3 separate regions of the Homo sapiens genome follow, and regions 1 and 2 are each linked to region 3. Evidence: read pairs that join two places in POLR2A ChIA-PET (ENCODE). Cell type or tissue: GM12878. All regions are shown on one strand.

Region 1 (8,000 bases), 110 kb before region 3:
GCTGGGCTTGCTCTGAGCTATATCATCTCAGATGTCTACGCCAACCTGGATGACTGGCTTTGTGACATCATGAGGATAAGACAAGTGACTACTGGACACCTGGAATCCAAGGGGTCCTCAGAGCCCAGTGCAGATGTCCCTGGCTGGGTTCATACTGCATCCTGGCCTCACTCGCTCTCCCCAGTTGGATCCAAGGGTTCATGAAGGCAACCTCTACATCAGCTTCAAAGAGCTCAGACAGCTTGCTAGAAAGGCTGGTGGGATGTCAGGAAAAGTATCAGCATTAAAAGTCAGACTACTAGGGGTAGAATCATACTTCTGACACTTCCTAGCTAGAGGACATCAGGCCAGTCTCATTTTCATTTCTGAGCCTGGGTATTGTTAGTGGAATGGGGCTGGCCTTCGATCATCTTTATCTCAGCCCCTCTCCTCCTTCCAGATTTTTTTTTTTTTTTAAGACAGAGTCTCACTCTGTCACACCCAGGTTGGAGTATAGTATAGCGATCTCGGCTCACTGCAGCCTCCACCTCCAGGGTTAAAGTGATTCTCATGTTTCAGCCTCCCAAGTAGCTGGGATTACAGGCGCACACCACCATGGCCAGCTAATTTTTGTATTTTTAGTAGACACAGGGTTTCACCATGTTGACCAGGCTGGTTTCAAACTCCTGACCTCAAGCAATCTGCGTGCCTCGGCCTCCCAAAGTGCTGGGATTATAGACATCAGCCACCGCACTTGTGCCTGGCCTCCTTCCTGATTTTCTAACAAATCCTAGGCATCAGATAATTTCACTTGTAAATAATTCAGTGAATTATTTTTCAGTGGATTATTATTCAGTGGAATCCTCACCCTGAGGTGTGTCTGTAAAAGATAAGTATTCTTTTTAAAAACACACAATCAGCTGGGTACAATGGCTCACATCTATAATCCCAGCACTTTGGGGGGCAGAGGTGGGTGGATCACTTGAGGCCAGGAGTTCTAGATCAGCCTGGCCAACATGGCGAAACCCTACCTCTACTAAAAATACAAAAATTAGCCAGGCGTGGTCGTGTGCTCCTGTAATCCCAGCTATGTGGGAGGCTGAGGCATGAGAATCACTTGAACCTGGGAGACAGAGGTTGCATTGAGTGGAGATCATGCCACTGCACTCCAGCCTGGGCAACAGAGCTAGACTCTGTCTCAAAACAAGACACACACACACACACACACACACACACACACACACACACACACACACAGTCACAATATCCTTGTTGGTTACTAAAATCTTAACTCTTTTCATAAAATTCTAGGTATAAAGTTGCCAGAAACCATCGCTTCTTTCCATGTATTTCCCCCTATGTACCAAACACACACTTAGCCTTCCATAATAGTCCCCTGCATTCAGATAAGGAAGAAACGAGGCACACCAGCATTCTTTAAATGAGGTGCATAGTCTCCCCTACCCCATCCCCGACATCTTGTAACAGAGATGTTGTAATTAGAGGTTCCCAAGAGAAAGGCTTACCAGATGAAGTCTCTGCAATGGGAGCAGTAGGTGGGCTGCCGAAGATAGGTGGCCATGAACTTGTGGCCGTTGACCTGATGGACCCTGCGCCTGACGGCCCCCTGCCGCTTCCTCGGCCGCATGCGTTCCCTGAACACACGCTCTTCATTGTCTTTAGGGGCTGGGGAAGGACAAGAGCAGGGAAGAAAACGGAGTCTGGGTTAGTGCACCTTCAAAATGAGCTCCCTCTGGAGAGCTACTCCATCCCTGGGGGAGTGGAGCTGGGGTGGGTGAGAGGTAGCCTTTGTGTGTGGAGGGACTCGGGGGTCTGAGGAGTCCCACTGAGCAGCTGGAGTGAGCGAGCACATGTAGGGTGGAAAGGCCCAGAGTGTGCCTATTCCTGCTATATCCTCAGATTCCATCCAATCCAAATTCTGCTCCAGGGCTGGCTGCCCTTTCCTCCCCACACAGGCTACAGCTGGTTTCAAGGGCTTGGGGGTCAAAAGGCTCAAGGTTCGCATCTTACTGCAACTCCTGAGCAGTGTGACCTTGGATAGGTGGTGTTTCCTCCCCCTGAGCATCTGAGCGCATCTCCCTTTGTAAATGGCAATGGCAGTGCCAGCCACAGGGGGTGGCTTAGAGGACGCAATGAGATGAATCTCCACACCCTAAGCTTCCTGGCTCAAGAAGTAGCTGCCTAATAAATCTGACTTCTTCCTTCTTCCTCTTACCTAGACTAAGCCAACCAAGAGCATTTTCCCAGAGGTCAAAAGGAGAGGGAAATATGACACAGTGAAAGTAGTTTCTCGAAGGCTCAAGACCACCACCATGGGCTGTAAAGATCCCACTGGAGTCAAAAAGATCTTCCCAATACCTTCCTTCCCTCCAGTTCTGAGACTGCCCCACCAACTGAGAATGCCTTGCAAGGGGACTCACAGATGATCACAAAAATAATAAAGATAATTGTTATGGGCTACATATTTTTGCCCCCTCAAAATTAATACATTAAAGTCTTAACCCCCAAAGTGATGCTATTTGGAGATGGGACCTTTGGGAGGTAATTAGGTTTAGATGAGGTCGTGAGGGTTGAGCCTCCATGATGGGATTAGTGTCCTTATAAGAGGAGGAAGAGACCTGAGTGAGTGAGCTCTCTGTCATGTGAGCAAGGAAGAGGGCCCTCAGCAGATCCCACCCATACTGGCTCCCTGATCTTGGATGTCCACCTTCCAAAACTGTGAGAAGTGAATGTCTGTTGGTTAAGACACCCAGTCTTTGGTATTTTGTTATTGCAGTCTGAGCTGATTAAGACAAGGATGACCATGATAAATGTTTATCGTGGGCTTACGCTCTGGCAAGTGCTATGCTAAGTGTGTTATATCTTAGTGATACAATACATCTCAATGAACCCTCGAAACAACTCCACTTGAAGGGTACTGCTATTAGCCCCATTTTACAGGTATGCAAAGCGAAGAATAGAGTTTAAGTAACCTACTCCTGTTAACACAGCTACTCAGTGGGGAAGCCCAGATTCTAACCCAGAGAGTGAGAAAGAGGCCATTGTTCCTCCACCCACACGCTGCTCTGAAGGACGGCCTGCACTCCTTACAGAAAGTCCCCAAGCTCTCATCTGAGTGGCTTTCATCACCAAAGAGTCCAGCTGCCTGTGGCTTCCCCAAGAACACAGTGGGCAGGCTTTGGGCTTCTTCCTAGGTTTCTGACACCTTCTAGAAGGTCTCCTAGAAGGTCCCCTGCACAGGTCAGCTTAAAATGCACTGGAAGGCTCTGTGCCCCCAAATATCTCCAGGCATCAGCGAGTGCCTGACATCTCACCATAACAGGGCCAGTCTTCAGGGGAAGAAGCATTGATCCCTCCTGGACCTCTCTGAATGTAAGGTTCCCTGAAGTGGAGGTCATATGTATGACCTGAACAACAGATTAATCCAAGGGCATCTTGTTATTGGAGGGTAGGGTAGAGGGAAGGTAAAATTGAAGGAGGTAAAAGGTGAGAACAGGACCAAATGCGCAGCGTGTGCTTCCAAGGACGCAGCAGCCTCTGAGCAAACAGGCAGCTGTTTATTGGAAATCTGCCCTCAGCGTTCCCAGACTGCATCTTCAACACAGGCTCAGATGACCCGGGTGGAGGTCTGCTTGTGGATCCCCTTGCTTCTTGACCCCTAGCCCACCTGGGTTTCAATTGGTGCTTATTGTTTCAAAAAGTCTCTGGCATCACCGACCTTCTGGGTACAGAAAGCTCACCACCTCCTACCCTGCTCCAACCTAGGGGTCTTGACCTGCTGACCAAATTCTCACGGGAGGACCCAGGTCTGTTCTAGTATAGAGACAGCAACACACACAGCTGCAGAAGTATGGCAATCACCATTCGGTGCTGCCATCATAGGCAAGTTTTTGTTTCGCTTCATACTTTCACAATGTGTAGAATGTTCTACTATTTTCATAAGCAAGAACAAAAATATGACAACCAAAAACCAAATCTATTCAGTAGCCCTTACTTGCTACAAACTTACCTACAAAAATCCAATCCAGAAACATCATCCTGGGCATCATAGGACACAGGATGCAGGTTATTTTCGTAAAAGAGCACCCTTAACTCCTTTCACAGGATTCACCACGGAATACATTTGAACAGTAAGCCCGTCTCCTAATGCATTTAAGATGCAATTTGATTTACAAATCTCTCAAATTGACTAGTTGTTTTCATCCTGGGAAACTATTTTCAGTTAAAATGGTGATGGGTCCAATCTAATTTTCTCAAAGGAACACTGTTATGACGGTGGTTACAGTCCTTCCTAAGAGTCTTATTTCCCAACTTTTTACAGAAATGACGAGCAATGAAACCAATCGTTCTAAACTGTGTTGACATCAATCCAATAGGGCAATATGGCAACCAATTAATTTGACTCTATTCATTTCAAAGCTGTCTCAGCGGGGTGCCCTGATACCTGGAGGGAAGCTGTTTAAAGTTGGCAGGGGTGTGGAGGGGGAGTCTCAGGCACAGGCTAGGCAGACAGCCAAGGATAACTCCTGTAAGTCAGAGTTCTAAGTTCAACTTCCTCCAAGGTTTCTATTACTATTGCCCCAAAGGAGCATCTGCACTGCCTTTTAAGTCAGATTTGATGTCAGATATGGAAAAACAGAAGGTCACAGGAGGGAAAGAACATGGGTAAACTTCATGCTTCAAGTGAGGCTTGTGTGCAAAGCTACAAAGCAGGTGACAGGAGAAAGGGGTTGGAGCCTGTGGCTGCTGAAAACACCCCAATTCCACATTCCTCTGGGCAGGAAAGCCACGGGTCAGGCCAGAGTATCCTCAGCACTGTCACCCACAGGTGGAGAAGAAAGTGGCCTATACAATGTGAAAAGGGGAGCTACTAGGTCCCTCAGTCCCCAAGAACCTCCCTACTGGGGCCTGGAGTCCACCACCAGAAACGGATCCCTTCAGCATTTCCCTCCGCTATGAAAGGTCTCTTCCAAAATGTAGATCCCACATATGTATTAACTTAATTCTGGGCTCTCTATTTTGTTCCACTCGTCTATATGTCTGTTTTTATGCCAGTACCACACTGTTTTAATTGCTGAATTTTTGTAATATATTTTGAAATCAGGAAATGTGATGCTTCCATCTTTGTTCTTTTAACTCAGAATTGCTTTGGCTGTTCAGTCTTTCATGGTTCCATATGACTTTTAGGATTGTTTTTTCTGTCTTTATTGAAAAATGCCTTTGAGAATTTGATAGGAACCATATTAAAGTTGCAGTTCCTTTTAACAAAACATTAATTCTTTTATGGGCATTTTAACAAACATTAATTCTTCCAAGCCAAGAAGAGTCAACTGATCTTCAACAAGAGTGCCAAGAATATACAATGGAAAAAGGATATTCTCTTCAATAAATGATGTTGGGAAAACTGTACATCCAATGCAAAAGAATGAAACTGGATCCTTACCTTTTACCATACACAAAAATCAACTAAACGTGGATTGAATACTTAAATGTAAACACTGAAACCATAAAGCTCCTAGAAGAAAACATAGGGGAAAACTTTCTTGACATTGGTCTTGGCAATGATTTCTTAGATATGACACCAAAAAGGCAACAAAAGCAAAAATAAACAAGTTGGACTACATCAAACTAAAAAGCTTCTGCACAGCAAAGGAAACAATCGACAGAATAAAAAGGCAACCTGAAGAATGGAAAAAAATCATTTGCAAACTGTATATTTGAGAAAGGGTTAATATCCAAAATACATAAGAAACTCCCACAATTCAATGGCAAAACCAAATAATCCAATTTAAAAACAGGCAAAAGAACCGAGTAGACTTTTCTCTAAAGACATACAAATGGCCAACAGGTATACAGGTATTTAATAAGATGTTCTACATCACTAATCATCAGGGAAATACAAATTGAAGCTACAATGAGATGGCACTTCATACCTGTTAAGATGGCTATGATAAAAAAAAAGAATGATAAGTTTTAGCGAGGATGTGGAGAAGAGCGAACGCTTGTTCACTGTTCATGGGAATGTAAAATTGTACAGCCACTATAGGAAACAGTATCGAGGTTTCTTAAGAAACGAAAAATAGAACTACCATTTGATTCAGCAATTTCACTTCTACACATCCAAAGGAATGAAAGTAAGGACCCTGAAGAGTCCTCATGCATCTGCACTCCCACATTCACTGCAGCGTCATTCACAATAGCCAAGACATGGAAGCAACCTAAATGTCCATCTATGGATGAATGGTTAAAAAAATATATGGTGTATTCATCACATACACACAAAAGAAAACACAAGGCGGAAAGGTATGTTCCAACTACTTAGAAAACATTAACATTGGTCATTCGTTGACACTGGTGGAATTACAGGTGATTTTTACTTTTCTCCTTGTGCTTCTTTGTATTTTCTAAAAAGAATCTCTATTGCTCTTTTTAAAAAGATGATACAACAAACATTGAAAAACCATAATTCAAAAGAGATTGTCTTCTCAATCTCTTACACTTACACTAAGACTCAGTGTTCTACTGTCTTCAACCCTGGTTACACAGATGACTAAGTAAAAGCCAGAGAGAACCACTTGATACTTTTATGAAGTGTGAGGCTAAAGGAAAGCTGAAGCAGATTTCTATGTCCTTAGCATAGCTTTCTACCTTGACGTAAATAAAATGCTTTGTTACAATTTCTAAAAAACGAAAAAAAGAAGAAAATATGGTGTATTCATGCAATCGAATGTTACTCAGACACAGAAAAGAAGGAAATCCTGCCATTTGGGGTAACATGCATGGGAGGATATTGGCTAAGTGAAACAAGCCAATGGCAGGACAAATACTACATGATACCACTTATATGAGGAATCTAACGTGGTTGAACTCATAGAAGCAAGAGAGCAGAATGGTGGTGGCCAGGGGCTGGGAGAAAGGAGGAATCAGGGAGATACTAGTAAAAGGGCACCAAGTTCCAGTTATGCAAGATGAGTAAGTCCTAGAGATCTATCATGCAATTTTGTGCCTATAGTTAACACACTGCATTGTATACTTAATTTGCTGAAAGCGTACATCTTATGTTAAGCATTATCACAAAAAAAATAAATAAAATGCAACTCTCATAGTAGAGGTAATATGCGTGTGTCTGATGTATAAAATAACAGATACATAAATGTATGTATATGTGTATGTATATATAGTATGTATAATTTATATATTATATATTGATCCATAATATAGTATAGTATATATAATATGTATGATATATACATATATAGTTTTGCTGAACTATTTGAAGGTTATAGACGTAGTGACACTTCACTCTTAAATACTTCAGTCTTTATCTCCTAAGAACAAAGACATTCAGCTACATAATCACAATAACAGAGTCAAGAAATTTAACACTGATATGACATTATCTAATATAGAGTTCATATTTGAATTTCCCCAATTGTTTCCCAAGTTTCCTTTGTAGTTTCTGATTTTCACCCAGGAGCTACCCAGAGCTCATGGGGTTGCCATATCTTCTTAATCTTAGTCTAGAACAGTCTCCTTTACTGTTCTAGATACATAAATGTATCTTTTTTAATGATACATTTATGTAGCATCCAGGATGTTGTCACATTGAATGCTTCACAATCTGAATTTCTCTGATTGTTTCCTCCCAATTAGTTTCTGATTAAATGGCAAGACCAGCACAAAGGGCTATGTATCAACAAATTGAAATATATATATCAAGATCCCCATAGATAATAGCTTAAAGGACACAAACATAAAATTTTCATAAGATACTGACTATAATCAGGAATTTTGAAATGCAAAGCAAAACAGTTTTGGCATACACTGACATACCATTTAATACCTAAAAAAGTAACCAATTTGTTTTAAAATTATTATCCATTATTGGCAAGTCTACTATGAAACTGACATTCATTCACTGCTACAGGCAATGCCAGTTGACATGTTTTCAGAAAGCAGTATCACAAGACACAGAGACTGCACAGGGAAGGCCACAAAGA
Region 2 (8,000 bases), 130 kb after region 3:
CCACACTCTAACCACAGCCTGCCTTCCTACATCCCTTGCAGCATAGGACACACAGTCAAGTGCCCTCAGGCTGACCAGGTAACAAGCATTACAGGGGACTTCCGCCCTCTTTAAAGGAGAGACCCTGGGTAACCCATGGCCTTCTGGTAGCTCTCCACATGCCCACTGAGAGGACTGTGCTGGAACAGAGAAGACCTGTTGAGCTTCTCTGGTCACCCAGTGGTCATGCTGGCAGCTTTCCTGGGTAATCCAGCACAGGCTGTACTAGCCTTGCACCACCCCTTGAACCTTCCCTTCCAAGACCACAGCCCGCAGCCTGTCAGCAGTACCTTACAGCCTGGGCACAGGCCCAAAACTTGCACATGCCCAAAACGTGCACATGCCCATCTGCCAGGCTGAGCCGGCAAAGGCTCCAATCTGATTGGTAGAAACTGGCTGAGGACCGTGTCAGACGTGGAGAACAGACCTCGTTCCACCAGAGCATTGCTGGTTTCTCCCAGAAGAACCTTGGCTCTCTGTCTGCCAGGCCCCATTCTGGTGCTACTGGCCCCAGGAAGATTCTGATATTTGTCCCCAGTCGGCCCAAGACCCTGTCTTACTGCCTACAACTGACAGGGTGTTTTATGCAACTTTAAGGCCAGAAAGTGTCAGATCTGGGTGTGCTGGAAGCAAACTATAAACAACCATGAGGAAAAGATTCTCAGAAACTTTGTTACAGCTGTTCAATTGGATATTCCAGCTCATCAAAAATATCCCCTCATTGCTGAACATACAAAGGTCCACCCTGGCTCCAGATCTTACCTACAGCCTAAGACTGCTTCCATAATTACAGACTCCTTTACAGGCACCGATAGAAGCAATCACATTTGGGATCCCCGAAGCCAGCATTCAAATGTATCAATTCCACTAAGGAAATTTCCGCATTTAATTTTAGCAACTGGTGAGCAACCTTTTTAATTTTTTCACAAAAAGATCATTTCAGAAAAAATAAAAGTGTTTGCATCTTATATAGAGAGATTTTTTCATCAGATGTTTTATATCAGAAAATGTAATATCTACAATGGAAAGTATTTATTACCTCCATGTCAGTAAAGACTTTCACTGAGCAGAAGGCTACTAAAACTTCACAAACCACTCTGTAATCTGCATGTTATACAGTATCTCCTTGTAATACTGCACTTTCAAACAACTGTGGTCTGAGATGAACCCAGGTAGAATCAGAATGAGGCAGGGAGAGACTGAAACATTTGGGAGTGTAGTGTTCGAAGTGAATAACCAGACATGAATGAAAAAGGAAAATGCTCAGATTGTAATGAGATGAGCTAGAAGTAACTAGGGAGGAGTTTGAGAGAATGGGGAATACAAAAACTGGAATGGAAAAGACTGAAAAGTCAGGCCCCTGGGGAGATTCCTGGAGCTGAGGATGCTCTGTTTGAGGAGGGCTTGCAATGGGCAGGGGGAAGGGTGCGTCCAAGTGGGGCCTAAAGAACGTGTCAGGTGGTTGGGGAGGGAGAGGAGTGAGGGGGAAAGAGCATAAAGGAGAAACAATGCTGAACCCTGAATGCCAGACTTTTCCTCTCCCCTTCCAGCCTATCAACTGGCTAGGAAGGATCATTCTTGCTACAGAATTGGAGTGGAGATAATGATGCTTCCTCCTGAATATTGCCCTAAGCCCTCTGCCTCCATCCCAGATTCCCACATTCCCTAGGGACTCCTGACTAAGCCCAAGGAAGGAGAGTTAGGGGCACAGCTTCACTGCTCCAGTCAGATAGTGGCAGCAGCATAAGGGCCACTGGTTTACTCAGTTCAGGGACAACTTGTTCATTTTCCAGTGAATAAGTCCTTTTTTTTTTTTTGAGATGGGGTCTCATGTTGCCCAGGCTGGTCTTAAACTCCTGGGCTCAAGTGATCCCCCAGCCTCAGCCTCCCAGGTAGTTGGGGCTATAGGCACAAGCCACCATGCCTGGCTGACAGCCAATTATTCTTGAATGAATCTAACACTTTGTGGTTTCTTGTTCTTGATATTAGATTATGGTGTATCTCAAAGCTACTTAGTTCATCACAGCTACAGTATTGATGCTCATTAAGATGCAAATCCCATTGTCAAACAGGCCTAAAGAGGATTTAAGGTTTTTTGTTGTTTTTATTCAAGTATAATTTACATACTGTGAAATTTTCCCTTTTTAGTGTAGAGTTCTGTGGATTTTGACAAATATATACAGTCTTGTAACCACCACCACCATCAAGATCTAAACAGTTCATGCCTCAAAAAATTCCCTGGGCCCCTTTGTACTCAATCTTGTACCCCCACCCCACTCCTGGCAGCCATTGATCTATTTCCTAACCCTAGAATTTTGTCTTCTCCAGAGAGCCACATACATGAGATAATACAGTATATAGCCTTTTCAGTCTGGCTTCTTTCACTGAACATAATTTTTTTTATATAAACGTCAGGTTTTTAAAAAGGAAGGGAGGAAACAGAATTTTAAGAGACTGGACATTAGATGAGTCTTCAGAATTAGCTGAGTCCTCTGCAGGCTGTAAAAGGGTACAGAAAAAGGAAAGTTGAAACCCCAAATATACAATCTGTTCCCTTTGCGACTGAGTCAACAGCTGCCCCTAAACTCAAAAAAGGGCTCACACAGGGACACTCTTGGTCACAAGACAGGCACTTCAGTCTTCTGTGTGATCTTAGAAAAGTCACTTAGCTTTTCCAAGGCTCATAATTTTCTCCTCTGTCCAATGATGTCCAGACCCAGCCACAGCAGTGGACCAAAGACGGGCCTTCCCAGTGACTTCTGCTAAAGCTACCAGGAGAGATACCCTCTCGTATCATTCTGTAGGTTCCTAAAATATTAATAGTTGAATTTAAGCCTGGAGAGGCTGGTGGCCATTTGTGCCACCACTTGGGAAGATCTTGTCTGAGAATACAGCCAGCCAGAAGACAGCAGCCTGGAGGGACAATGACAGCAATATGATGACTTCATATGAGCACTGTCATCCCACTTTGCTTCCATCTATCCTTGGACTGGTACATGAACCAACACTGCCCCTTAATTTGCTTAATAAAAATAATGCATGAACTACCTATTACTTTGAAGTGTGGTGAAGATCACGAAATAACAGCTGTGATTGAGCCGTGTAAAAACTACATAGCTGTTGGATATTAAAATTCATCTATTTCAGTCTCTAGAAACATGCTTTCCAATCCTGTACTTTTAAGAGCTGTCATATCTTAATGCCCAATAACTGTAAGGTTAAAAGCAAAACACTTAGGCCATATATGACAATCAAACATCTCAGAGTTATTCACACCTTAGGCCCTCATAGAAACTCACACTGATCCTTCCCAAGATGCTCAAATTCAGTACAATTCAGCCAATACTGAGAACAACGTACAAGGCTAAGATCTGTGGTTATATAAAGAATGACAAGATATAATCTCCATCATAAAGGCAATCCAAAAGAAAGAGAAAACACGTCTGGTTGCAAAAATCAGAAAAAGACCCTTGAAGACAGGTTATCTGAAAACAGTGGGATTTCAAACAGTGGAGGAGAGGAGGAAGGGCATTTCGGGGAAGGCAAGGCATGAGCAAAGGCAGAGAGGAAGGAAATACACAGCTTAAGAAGAAAACAGCAAATCAGCTCTTCTGGCTGAAGTGTACTTTATCTACAGGTGTAAAGAAATTAAGTCAGAAAGACTGGGTAAATGCCATAAAAGGCTCTAGTTGCTATGCAAGAAGTCATTGCTTAATGCTAAAGCAAAGAGAAAACCCTGAAAAATAACATCATTAAAACTATGTTAATTAATGATTTTAATTAACATAATTAAAACTGTAAATCTGGTAATAGTTGCAGGATGAAGCTAGAGGTGGGAGAGATTGGCAGCAGGGAGGCCAGTTAGGAGAAAATTCCAAGAGCCCAGACAAAAGGTTTGCGTCGCCTGCAGCAGGACTGTGGAGAGGAGGACGCTGGCATAGGAGGCTGTCAGGACCTGCCAGGAGGTGTTGAGCACATGGGGAAAAGGAATGAAACAAAGGGTTCAAGCCAGGGAGATGGAAGAATGGAGGTGCTGTATAATCAGGAAGGGGTGCTAAGGTTGGGGGAGGGATGTAAATTTGTTCCTGGTTTTGTTGAACTTGGGGCGATGTCCAGGTTGAAATGTCCAAGAAGCACTTGGCAATGTACGCAAGTCAGCAGAGGGGGTGAGTCTTAGGCCCCAGGTGGAGGTGAGGGAGGGCCCCGGGCAAGACAAGCTCTGTGGACAGAGCAAGGAGAGCACACCTGAGGGCAAGGGGACATGCAGAGAGCATGTGATTGGACCTGACTCCACCCTGACATTCTGTGTCTTAAGGCTCCAGGGGAGAAGGGGGCCAGGTAGGGCAGACGCTTGGGGAACATCTACACATCACAGGCGAGAGGATACACCTGGAAAGAGGCAGAAAAGGAGCCGAGAGGTCCTCCGCTGGGCAGTTGCGAGGAGGAGCCCCGGGCCGTTGGCAAATCAGCCCCACTCCGGGTCTCCCGCTTCGTGAATGGGGACACTGTTCCCACCCGCACAAAGGCTGGACAGGTAGTGGATGTCTGAGTGCTCCGAAGAAGAGCACAGCGTGTTCCAGGACTGGCAGGCCTGATTCCGCCTGGCTTCAGGCAGGGTGGGGAGTGAGGGATGACTCCTTGAAGAGTGTTTGGGAGTTCCTGATTTATCCAGAAGATGAGAGGAATCTGTAAGTGAGCCAAGACGTGGGCCAAGGGTAATTCATGCTTGCTCGCTCGCTCACCCACCTCCTTCTCAGGATTTCATTTTGAAGACAGCTGCGTGGGAGAAACATTTGGTCTCAAGTTGGCAAGGCTAGCATAACCACACTTCCTTGGAGAGAGTCGTCCAGCCCCCAACCCCATGCTGCAGGGGAGATGCCGGTGGCCAGGTGTGGGGCCTGACAGCACACAGGCAGAGAGATGCACGATGACCGACGACCGTCCATCTCCTGAAGGCGGCAGCTCCCTTTCAGCATGGCCGGGCCCCTCTTCCATCTGCTCATTCCCCCAGTCATTCCCATTTTCTGGGACTGGGATTTGGGCTTTATCCACTCAGTGAAGTCTCCCCTGATCACCTTAAACCAAAATGATCCTTACCTCCATCAGACTTCTGAAGCCTCTGAGGATGCAGAATCCACAGTCGCTTACCATCACTGCCTAGTGTTCCTATCCATAAATTCTTCCCACAGAAATGTCCTTCACATCTACTGGAGGATGCTCAAGGAAGGCGCACATGCAGGACAATGAGAGGAAAGAGGTTCAGCCCTTCCTGTTCTCCAGAAACTTGACTGTAAGAGGAATGAGGATAGCCCCACTGCGAACCACAACACATGGTAGAAAGTGAGAGGAGTTTTAAAGTTGATGGAGAGGCAGGCAGTGTCAGGAAGTCAGAGCGAGGAGTAGACTCCAGGGCAGGGGAACTTAGGAAAGCCTTCCTGGAAGAGGTGACTGCTCCACGTCTAATTTGCCTAATAGACTGATTTTTCTGTAAGCAACTGCCCTTCAAGCCCTGGCACACAACAGTAGTGAAGAAAAATGCTTTAGACAGTATGATCTAGTCACAGGAACACCAGCCCTGCTCTCACCCAGAGCAGCCTTCCAACTCCCGCCTATCATGTAATAGCTCTCTGACCTGGGGCAAGTGACTTAATCTCTCACAGCCTCAGTTTGCCATCTCAGAAATAAGAATAAAAATGTGTATGTCGGTCAGGCACAGTGGCTCACACCTGTAATCCCAAAACTTTGGGAGGCAGAGGTGGGTAGATCACTTGAAGCCAGGAGTTCAAGACCAGCCCAGCCAACATGGTGAAAACCTGTCTCTACTAAAAATACAAAAATCAGCTGAGTGTGGTGGCAGACACCTGTAATCCCAGGTACTCTGGTAGCTGAGGTGGGAGGATTGCTTAAACCCAGGAGGCGGATGTTGCAGTGAGCTGAGATCCCACCACTGTACTCCAGCCTGGGTGACGGTGAGACTCTCTCTCAAAAAAAGAAAAAGAAAATGTGTATGTCAGATGGTAAAAAATACATGGGACAATATATAGGAAGACTTGGCACAGTGCCTAGCACATAGTAGTTGTCAAATTAGCATTAATTTCCTTTCTCCACAACCCTCCGCAACTCAAGAATGAAAGCCTTGGCCTTTATCCTCTCATCCTTACCTCCTGCCTGGCGTCTATGTTCCCCAGAATAAGGATCCGGCTTGCCTTCCTCATTCATTCCCATGTGCACCTTCAGACAAGTGCACAAAATGTTCATGTTCTAAGAGTTATTTTCTCTTTGGTTCCTCCAACACTTTGCTTTCCTGCCACTTCCCATCTCCCTGAGCTCCTTTCCCTTCCACAAATCTGCTAAGAGCCAACACTCACACAGGCCTGTGCCAGGCACCTCGGCACCACTTCACTTAATCTGCAAAACAATGCTATGAGGTGAATGCTACCATTACCACCATTTTACAGGTGATGGAGCCTGGGTACAGAAAAGTCAAATGACTTGCCTATGGTGACCAAAGCTAATCCATGGAGGAGGCAAAATTCAAACCCAAAGTCTATGGTCTTGACCCCAAACTGTACTACAAGCTGTCTTACAGCTGCTTTGATTGTTCCTTTTTGCAACTAAACAGTTCCGAGATATATTTGTTCATATGGAAGTGATAGTCTCTGAGGACTCTGAGCCAAAGGAGAGCCTGCATCAGGAGGACGATGTCTAACTCAAGCTGGAAACCTCTAGTGGTGGGAGATATGGCAGACTTGCCATGCGTGGAACCAAACCAGCCTGCAGGGGTGATGGACCACATGTGGTGTTGCAATCACATCATGCGCCCAGGGCTCCAAGGGACCTGCCCACATCACAGGCCACTGTTTCCACCAGATGCTGGCCTGGCCCAGTGACTCTGAGAGGGAGATTAGCATGTAGGAGGTTTATTGAAGACTGTTCTCAGAAACAATCTAGGTGGAAGGGGTGATAGAAGCAGGACTGGGCAGAGGGAACAGGTGGGCTGCGACGCAGCTGTAACAAAAGTCCTAGGCAATCCCGAGGGGAGCTCTACAGCGAGGATGGACTTGGAGAACTGTCTCATTTTGGGGAAAGGAGGCTAGACCTTTCCCATAAACCAGTCTTTCCATGAGGGCTGCCCTCAGGAAGGGGCTTCTCTTCTGCTGAGGCAATAGTCCTGGGGAGGAGGGGCGCAGCTGCAAGCTGTCAGCAGCCCACACTCCCAGCAGTTGGGGAGTGAGTACTTCAGGCCTGCAGGGGGGATCTGCGCATCAAAAAATCCACCCCTACACTCAGGCTCAGGGTTCTCTTAACACACAACAGAGGCCCAGGCCAAAAGTCCTGTTGCTCCAGGAAGGCGGAGAACACACGGACCTGTGTAACCTCATCTCCTTTTGTGTTTGTCAGATTCCCAGTCATACCATCAAGCTGCTGCTTCTCTCACTGGCATTTGCTAACTTCCAATGCTCACACCACTTAACGCAGACAACCCCCCCGTTTACATGGATGAGTATACTGTCTTTCAGGACTGCAAGCATTACGTAAAATCAGGCTCAACTATAGACATGGAACTGAATTTCAGAGTTTAATTTTTTTTTTTTTTTTCTGAGATGGAGTCTTGCTCTATTGCCAGGATGGAGTGCAGTAGCGCCATCTCTGTTCACTGCAACCTCCACCTCCCAGGTTCAAGCGATTCTCCTGCCTCAGCCTCCCAAGTAGCTAGGACTACGGGTGCACGCCACAACGCCCAGCTAATTTTTGTATTTTTAGTAGAGACGGGGTTTCACCATGTTGGCCAGGATGGTCTCAATCTATTGACCTCATGATCCACCTGCCTCGGACTCCCAAAGTGCTGGGATTACAGGCGTGAGCCACCGCACCCAGCCCAGGGTTTAATGTTTTCCACTGGACTGCACTTCATAATTACCCAGCCTCAACTGCGCAGCCCACATGGTGCCACCTGCTAT
Region 3 (8,000 bases):
TTTTCCCTCCTTAGCAGTTATAAATTATTAACAACTAGGACTTTTCAAGTATCTGCAATCTATCTCCTCAACCAGAATGTAAGTTCCATGAGGGCAGAGCTTTTTGTCTGTTGTTCACATTATCTCCCCAGTGCCTCCCATGGTGCCTGGCATAGGGTACTGTCACACTAACTCCGTCCTCAGTATACTTGTGGAATGGGGACAGGAGTTCTGCTCTAGCTGCTCCAAGTTCCTCAGGTTGCCTCCTTTCTCCACTTCGTCATCAGACCCCAGACATCAAACTCCGCAGTGTGTAAGGGGAAGGTTCTGGCAGGGGGGAAAGAAGGCTGTCTCTCCTCTCTGGGGCAGTCTCAGGAGGGAACTGTGGAGAAGTTCAGTCCTCCTCCCTTAAATCCTTACCGCTGACCTGGCTTCTGGCTTCTAAAGCTGCTGCTTTGCACCCTCATCTCTGCAAAGAAAAATACCCTCAGGATGGGGTTTGTAAAACTTAATCCCATGTAAACCCTTCAGCTGTTTACCTGAATCCCATTTAATCTCCTATAGAGATACCTCTAAATCATCTGCTCTCAACGAGTCAGGGAAAAAGAAAAGAGACAGCTCTTCTGAAGATATTTTTATTGCTCTTGCTGCTGAGAAAACAAGTTTGCATTTTCATCAAGAGAAAGCAAAGCCACGGAGCAACTATTTATAGCCCCCTTCACCCCTGACCCCAGATTATCTAACCACAGGTTCCCTGGAGCACATAATCCGCAACAGGTAAAGCATTTTATTCATTTAAATCTTCCTCTGGATGAATATCCTGGACCCCAACTGCAATTGCACGTGTGAACCTGCATGACCTTCCGTTTGTTTTCACCAGGGAGAGCATGAAATGCTCTCAAAGCCAGAGCCATACACAAATGAGACTCCCCTTGACAGGGTGGGACTAACAGACCAGGCCACCCACTGAGGAAGGGGGCTTCCATCTCTGTGGTTAACAGATGTGCCTTCTCTCTCAGTCCCCACATGCAACCACAGTCCTGAAAGGACTAGGACACCCTGGAACTTTAGAAGACAAGCATTTGCAGGGTCCCTGGAGCAACCACTACTTTGAGAGGTCTCTTCCACTACATCCCTGACAACCAGGCCCCGCTGTTTGCCCCAAAACTTCTGGGCACAGGTTGGGACTGGGCATTCACTCACCATCTTCTGGGGAGCCCATTCCCCCCGAGTGCCATTGGTTCCACTGGGGTTTACTCCCTCCAAACATCTAGTGTCTTTGTCATCACCAAGCGCTCACTATGTGCCCAGTACGTTACTCACCTCGTTTGACCACTACAAGCGAAGGAGAGAGAATTAGCACCCCCACTCACAAGTGAGGAAATCCATATTTAGAACCATTAAAGAAGTCTGCCCAAGATGACATGGCTTAAGGTAACCGATAGAAACTGGATTTGAACAAACTGTGTCTGGCTCCAAAAACTACACCCTTGACCACGAGGCTCTTCCCCCTTGACTACCTCACACATCTCCCTACTTTCCAAACTGATTCCATGATGCTCAAGAGAAATGGGCTGAAATTCTGCTCTGCATGGCTGATGAGAGAGCAAGAGAAATAGAGATAACAACAACAAAACCCCTGAATGTGAATTCTTTCATTAAAGAACATCACTTAAGTGCCCAAATCAATAGCTGATGTTAAAATACAATGACTGAGTATAAAGAGGTTCTCCCCCCAGTTATACCTTTAAAACAAGTTAGCATCTCGAACATGCACACAAACACTGGAGCGTGCTGCTAATAGCTGAGTCTACACAGGATCTTTCTCCTTAAGGCTGGTCAGACCCCTTTCCTAGGATCCCCTTACCCCAAGTACTCCATGAATTGCACTCTGTGTCTTGGGTTCTGCATTTCTAGCAACCTAGTCAACCAGCAGTCCTCCTGACTTTCCTCCCCAGAGTGAGTAGAGTAATACTTGAGGGCTGTTTAAAAGAAAGGACTCAGATGTGAGGAGCCCTTCAGAGGTAGCTGCAATGGGCCTGATGGGAAGGCAAATCCAAATGACCTGGCTTGCAGGGAAGGACACTGCAGGCCAGGAAGGAGAGCAGTTTATCCTCAGTCACCGAGCTCCTCCATAGAAAAATGTAATGGGGCCGGGCGCAGTGGCTCTTGCCTGTAATCCCAGCACTTTGGGAGGCCGAGGTGGACAGACCAGGAGGTCAGGAGTTCAAGACCAGCCTGGCCAATATGGTGAAACCCCGTCTCTACTAAAAATACAACAATTAGCTGGGCGTGGTGGCGTGCACCTGTAGTCCCAGCTACTCGGGAGGCTGAGCCAGGAGAATTGCTTGAACCCAGGAGGTGGACGTTGCAGTGAGCCTAGATCATGCCACTGCACTCCAGCCTGGGTGACAGAGTGAGACACCAACTCAAAAAAAAAAAAAAAAAAAGAGAGAGAGAAACAAAAACAAAAACAAAAAGAAAAATGTAACAGACCTTGGGGCCAGACAGCCCAGGGGGATTTGAAGCCAGCTTACTAGGTGTGCTCCCTTAGTGAGCTCAACCTCTCTATGCTCAGGACAATAGGAAGAAGAGTTGTCCCTACCTCACATAGGGTTGCTATGAGGGGAAAAAACAGGTAGCATGTGTGAAAGGCTCAGCACAGTGCCTGGCGTGTAATAGGTGCTAAATAAATGGTAGATTTTGTGTTTGTTACCATCGTTAGCAATATTTTGTGACTTTCATTGTTATGAGCGATTACTAGCAGTGTCACAAACAGTTTTAACCAGGACAGAGAATGGATTCCCTCATGTAATCCTCTCTTCCCTGAAGATATGGCCGGAATGCACAGTATCTTGGTCATAAGGATAATAACAATAGTGGCTAACATTTAGTACAAGCTGCATTCTTCTAAAGCTATTCATGAATCTTCAGTCATTAATATCAAGTTACTGATTTTTAAATTTGAAGTATTTAGCCAAATATTTTACAGATTGTTTCTCAAATATTTCTATCAGCTCCTAAATTCAGCTAAAAAGTAGATCACCTATCACAAAGAACCTAGAAAGTCAAGAAAACCCATGCACCAAATGAACTTTTTTTCTTTGCCTGACCACGCAGCTTAAACCACACAGCTGGAAATTCTACCAGCTACTTATTTATTTACGTTTTCTTTCTTTTTTCTTTTTTTTTTTTTTTTGAGACAGGATGTTGCTCTGTCACTCAGGCTGGAGTGCAGTGGCACGATCTTGGCTCACTGCAACCTCTGCCTCCCAGATTCAAGAGATTCTTCTGTCTCAGCCTCCCAAGTAGCTGGGATTACAGGCATGCACCACCATGCCTGGTTATTTTTATTTTATTTTATTTTATTTTTTGTATTTTTAGTAGAGATGGGGTTTCCCCATGTTGGCCAGGCTGGTCTTGAACTCCTGACCTCAGACGATCCGCCCACCTCGGCCTGCCTCCCAAAGTGCTGGAATTACAGGCATGAGCCACTGTGCCCAGCCCTACCAGCTATTTAAAAGACAAAAATCAGCCAGGCATGGTGGCTCACGCCTATAATCCCAGTATTTTGGGAGGCTGAGGCGGGCAGATCACCTGAGGTCAGGAGTTCAAGACCAGCCTGGCCAACATGGGGAAACTCCGTCTCTACTAAAAATACAAAAATTAGCCAGGCGTGGTGGCAGGTGCCTGTGGCAGGAGGGAAAAAGGGGCTCAGGAGAGTTGGGCTAGCAACTACTTATACCTTAGTGTACATTCATTTAATCAGTTTTCCTTCCTTCCTTACCTAAGATGGACTAACTGCCCTAAAAAGTTTTTTTTTTTTTTTTTTTTTTTGGACAGGAAAGGGGATTTTGGTGTTTGAGACTTTAGGGAAGATGTTCTTAACCCAAGCTGGGCTGTAGAATCACCTGGAGAACAAAAAAAAAAAAAAAAAAAAAAGCTCCGTTACACCCCCCAACCAGACCAGGCATGGGTGTTTTTGTTTGTTTGTTTTTTGTTTGTTTGTTTGTTTTTAAAACTTTGCAGATATTTCAGTATGAAGCCAGGACTGAACCCACCACTCACGGAGAACAATGCAGCCAAAAAGCAAAAAGCAGTTCAAAAGCTGTGACCATGTGGGGCCATAGAAAAACCTGGCGGGAATGAGGCATCAAAACAATGATACGCCCTCTTTTTAAAAACTTCAAGTGGACTTCCTGTGGCCAACTAGTGAGACGTTCAGGAGCCCCAAAACAAGTGACCTGGGGGCTTCCCAAGGGGCTGTCCTGCAGAAGTGATGAGGTAGGATGAAAGGCCCCCAAACAACAGCTCCATCAGGTCTTTTGCTCCTTTCACAAGGATAATATACAAAAATCAACTGCTATATGCCAGCAATAAATTTGAACTTAAAAACACATTAGCACACACGTGCACACACACACACTCCAAAAAGACAAAACCCTCAGGTATAAATCTAACAAAAGATATGCAAAATCTATAGCAGGAAAACAAAACCTCTGATGAAAAAAATCAAAGATCTAAATCAATGAGGAGATATTCCTCCACCGAATTTTAAAAATAAATCTGAATCTCTCATCGTGATCACTTTCATAATGACAGTTAACAGAAAAATTCCCCCAAATAAAAGCAGTCCCATGGACTTTCAGTTACAAATAAGCAGCTCAGATCCTCTACCCCTGTTGGCTGCAGCAGGGAAGGAGGCTCCAACATAGGGTTGCCAGGTAAAATACAAATAACCTTGTAGTATATTTACTTATATCCCAAATCTTGCATGGAATATACTTATACTTTAAAAGTTTAAAAATTATTCAGTTTGTCTCAAGTTCGAATTTAATTGTGCCTCCCAGGTTTTTGTTTGCTAATCCTGGCGACCCTATTCCAAGGCCTCAGTAGCAAGGCTCAGAACAAGAAAAAGCAACAAACCTCTTAGGTGCATTTGGTGCTTGACACTTTCCAATGCCTTTTCTACTGTTTTTCTGTCTGGATTTTGCTACACGTCTGAGAGGCAAGCAGGACAATCATTCTTCAGCACACCTATTCAGCCCAGTGAGGCTCAACTCTGACTACATGTTAGAGGCACCTTGGGGAGCTGCTGAAACAACAGAGGCCTGGACCCCACCCCTAAGGATTCTGATTTAGCTGGTCTGGAGTGGGACCTGTGCATCTTTTTTAAATAGTCTATCATGGTAAAAGTTAAAGACATATGAAGGTAGACAATAAAGGATAATGAACCCCAAGAGCTCCAATCACCCAGCTTCAACAATTATTAACGCATAGCCAATGTTATTTCATGTGCCAGTGCTGGCCAATAGAATTTTCCACAATGATGTAAATGTGCTAGATCTGCACTGTGCAGTATGGCAGCCCCTGGACGCATGTTGACTATTGAGCACTTGAAATGTGGCTGGTGTCACAGGGGAACTGAATTTAATTTTTTAAGTTTTAATTAACGTAAATAGCCACAGGTGGCTAGTGGCTACATCCTGAACAACGCAGATTAACACCGTCGCCTGCTTCCCCGCCATTGTTAGTCTGAAGAAAATCCCAGGCAGGGCGTGGTGGCTCATGCCTGTAATTCCAGCACTTTGGTAGGCCAAGGCGGGTGGATCACGAGGTCTGGAGATCAAGACCATCCTGGCTAACACGGTGAAACCCCGTCTCTACTAAAAATACAAAAAATTAGCCAGGCATGGTGGCCGGCGCCTGTAGTCCCAGCTACTCGGGAGGCTGAGGCAGGAGAATGGCATGAACCCAGGAGCGGGAGCTTGCAGTGAGCTGAGATCGTGCCACTGCATTCCAGCCTCGGTAACAGAGCGAGATTCCATCTCAAAATAAATAAATAAAAATCAATTAATTAATTAATTAAATAAATAAAAAGAAAATCCCAGACATATTATCTCACCCATATCTTTTAAAGCCTTCCAGATGATTCACATGTAAAACCCCAGGTGGAAAGCAATGAACTGCTGTTTTAGCCCATTTGTGCTGCTGTAACAAAATATCTGGGACTGGGTAATTTATAAAGAAAACGAACTGCTGGGCACGGTGGCTCATGCCTGTAATCCCAGCACTTTGGGAGGTTGAGGAGAGAGGGTCTCTCAACCCCAGAAGTTCGAGACCAGCCTGGGCAACACAGGGAAACTGTGTCTCTACAAAATATGAAGATAAATCAGCTGGGTGTGGTGGCATGCACCTGTGGTCTCAGCTACTTGGGAGGCTGAAGCAGTAGGATCACTTGAGCCTGTGAGGTTGAGGCTGCAGTGAATTTTAATTGTATCACTGCACTCCTGCCTGGATGACAGAGTGAGAACTCGTCTCAAAAAAAAAAAAAAAAAAAAGAAGAAGAAGAAGAAACTTATTTTCTCAGAGTTCTGCAGGCTGAGAAGTCCAAGATCAGGGCACTGGCAGGTTCAGTTGTTTGATGAGGGCTGCTCTCTGCTTCCAATATTGTGAGACTCCACAGGGGAGAAGCACAGCAGCCTCACATGTTGGAAAGGCAAGCAGGCTGAATGCTGATGGAGCTTCTGTTACAAGGTCCTTCTTTTCATTCACAAGCGAGTCTCTCTCACGGCTTAATAATCTCTTCAAAACCCCAGCGCTTAATACTATCACATGCACAACATCTGAATTTTGGAGGGGACATATTCAACACATAGCACTATTCAAGACTACGATCCTCCATTTATTTAGAGGACAGACTTTCCAGCAGCCACACAACCTTAAGAGAGATATTCTCAACCTTGAGTGCACATTCAAATCACCTGGGGAGCTATACCTATGTCCAAGCCCTACCCTCTGAGATTCTGATTTATCATCTATTTGGGGGTATGACTCTTTTTTTCTCCTCCTCCTCCTCCTTTTGCCACAAGTTCCTCATGTGATTAAAATAGGTTGAGAATTCCAATTGATTAAAGAGGGTTGAGAATCACTGCTTTCAAGTCTTTCTACATAAAGCCTGTTCCACAGACTAGCAGAACTGGCATCGCCTAGGAGCTGGTTAGAAAAGCAGAATCTCAGGCACCACCCCAGATTTTCTGATTCAGAATCCGCATTTTAACAAGTTCCCCAGGTAACTTATATGGACAATAAAGTTTGAGATGTCCTACTCTAAAACAGAGCTTCTCAAAACTTGGTCTTACGACCAGAGGTCTCAGGTTACCTGAGAACTTAGGAATGTAAATTTTCGGCTTCACCCCAGAACGCCAGAATCAGAAATTGTGAAGGTGGAGCCCAGCAAGCTGTAACTGGCCCTGCAGGTGATGTTGATGTATTCTCAAGTTCGAGGCCCCCTGCTCTGAAGCCTGAAACACAGCTCCATATTGCTATGAATCCAGAGCTCCAAGCAGCAAGAGATGATTATGAAAGCAAGTACTCTACCTCAAAAGAGAAGCTGAAGTCATCCTCGGGCTCCCACGCAAACAATTATACATGAAATATCTCTTTATAATCCATAGGAATGGTTGGGGAGGAATTAAAGAAGAAAGCAAGCAACCTGGGATCCCTTGGTATGGGAATAAATCCTATGCTCCCTATACTCTTCAGAAGAGCACAAACCAATAACCGATGTTCATAAAAATGTGTAAGACATTAAGCCCTTAAGTTGTGTTCATTCAGTTCATTCTCAGTACATTAAGAAGGCAATTATGTTTACATTAAAAAAATATTTCTATTACAATGTTTTATGTTTCTTTCAAGTGAAAAATAACTACTTAGGACAGTCTATTGTTCCTAAAAATGTTGAAGGATAAGAAGAAAGGTTACATGAGGGTGGTGTGGTAGGACTTAAGACCATTCTCCAGGGCAGTTATTGTTAGGCTTTCTGAGGTCTTGCCTTCTTCTGAGAGCTGGAGCAAAGCCATGAACCTTCGTCCCTTAAAATGCGTTCCCAGAACGTACAGAAAATTTTGCATGCAATATCAGAAGATTGAGGCCCCCTAGGCCAATGGGACTGATGTTGAGGGTATCCATTCTGCTGTGGGGAGCAGCCAGAGAGAGCAGAATGACGCTCTTTGAGGGGT

What was found. Peaks named below come from ENCODE experiments on the same cell type or tissue, not always from the same donor. Only the 100,000 strongest peaks of a DNase experiment are listed, where the experiment ranks them.
Region 1: POLR2A ChIA-PET joins it to region 3 with 5 read pairs; 3 of 35 experiments call an interaction of 5 or more read pairs at or near these places.
Region 2: POLR2A ChIA-PET joins it to region 3 with 6 read pairs; 3 of 35 experiments call an interaction of 5 or more read pairs at or near these places.

What each region holds. Positions count from the first base shown.
Region 1 is chr2:45,970,094-45,978,093 of GRCh38, reverse strand. It overlaps PRKCE (protein kinase C epsilon), which reads right to left. Exons shown (of 15, transcript NM_005400.3): 3 at 1,506-1,665. Among named protein-coding and RNA genes, the nearest start is that of PRKCE-AS1, 300 kb to the right of the region's middle. RefSeq lists enhancers at 3,090-3,139, 4,101-4,650. In GM12878, no CTCF peak of the experiment used is centred here; DNase peaks (open chromatin) are centred at 3,023 and 3,873; H3K27ac peaks cover 2,467 bases.
Region 2 is chr2:45,734,004-45,742,003 of GRCh38, reverse strand. All of the region lies in intron 1 of PRKCE (protein kinase C epsilon), which reads right to left. Among named protein-coding and RNA genes, the nearest start is that of PRKCE-AS1, 62 kb to the right of the region's middle. In GM12878, no CTCF peak of the experiment used is centred here; no DNase peak of the experiment used is centred here.
Region 3 is chr2:45,864,136-45,872,135 of GRCh38, reverse strand. All of the region lies in intron 2 of PRKCE (protein kinase C epsilon), which reads right to left. Among named protein-coding and RNA genes, the nearest start is that of PRKCE-AS1, 190 kb to the right of the region's middle. In GM12878, no CTCF peak of the experiment used is centred here; no DNase peak of the experiment used is centred here; H3K4me3 peaks cover 297 bases; H3K27ac peaks cover 1,739 bases.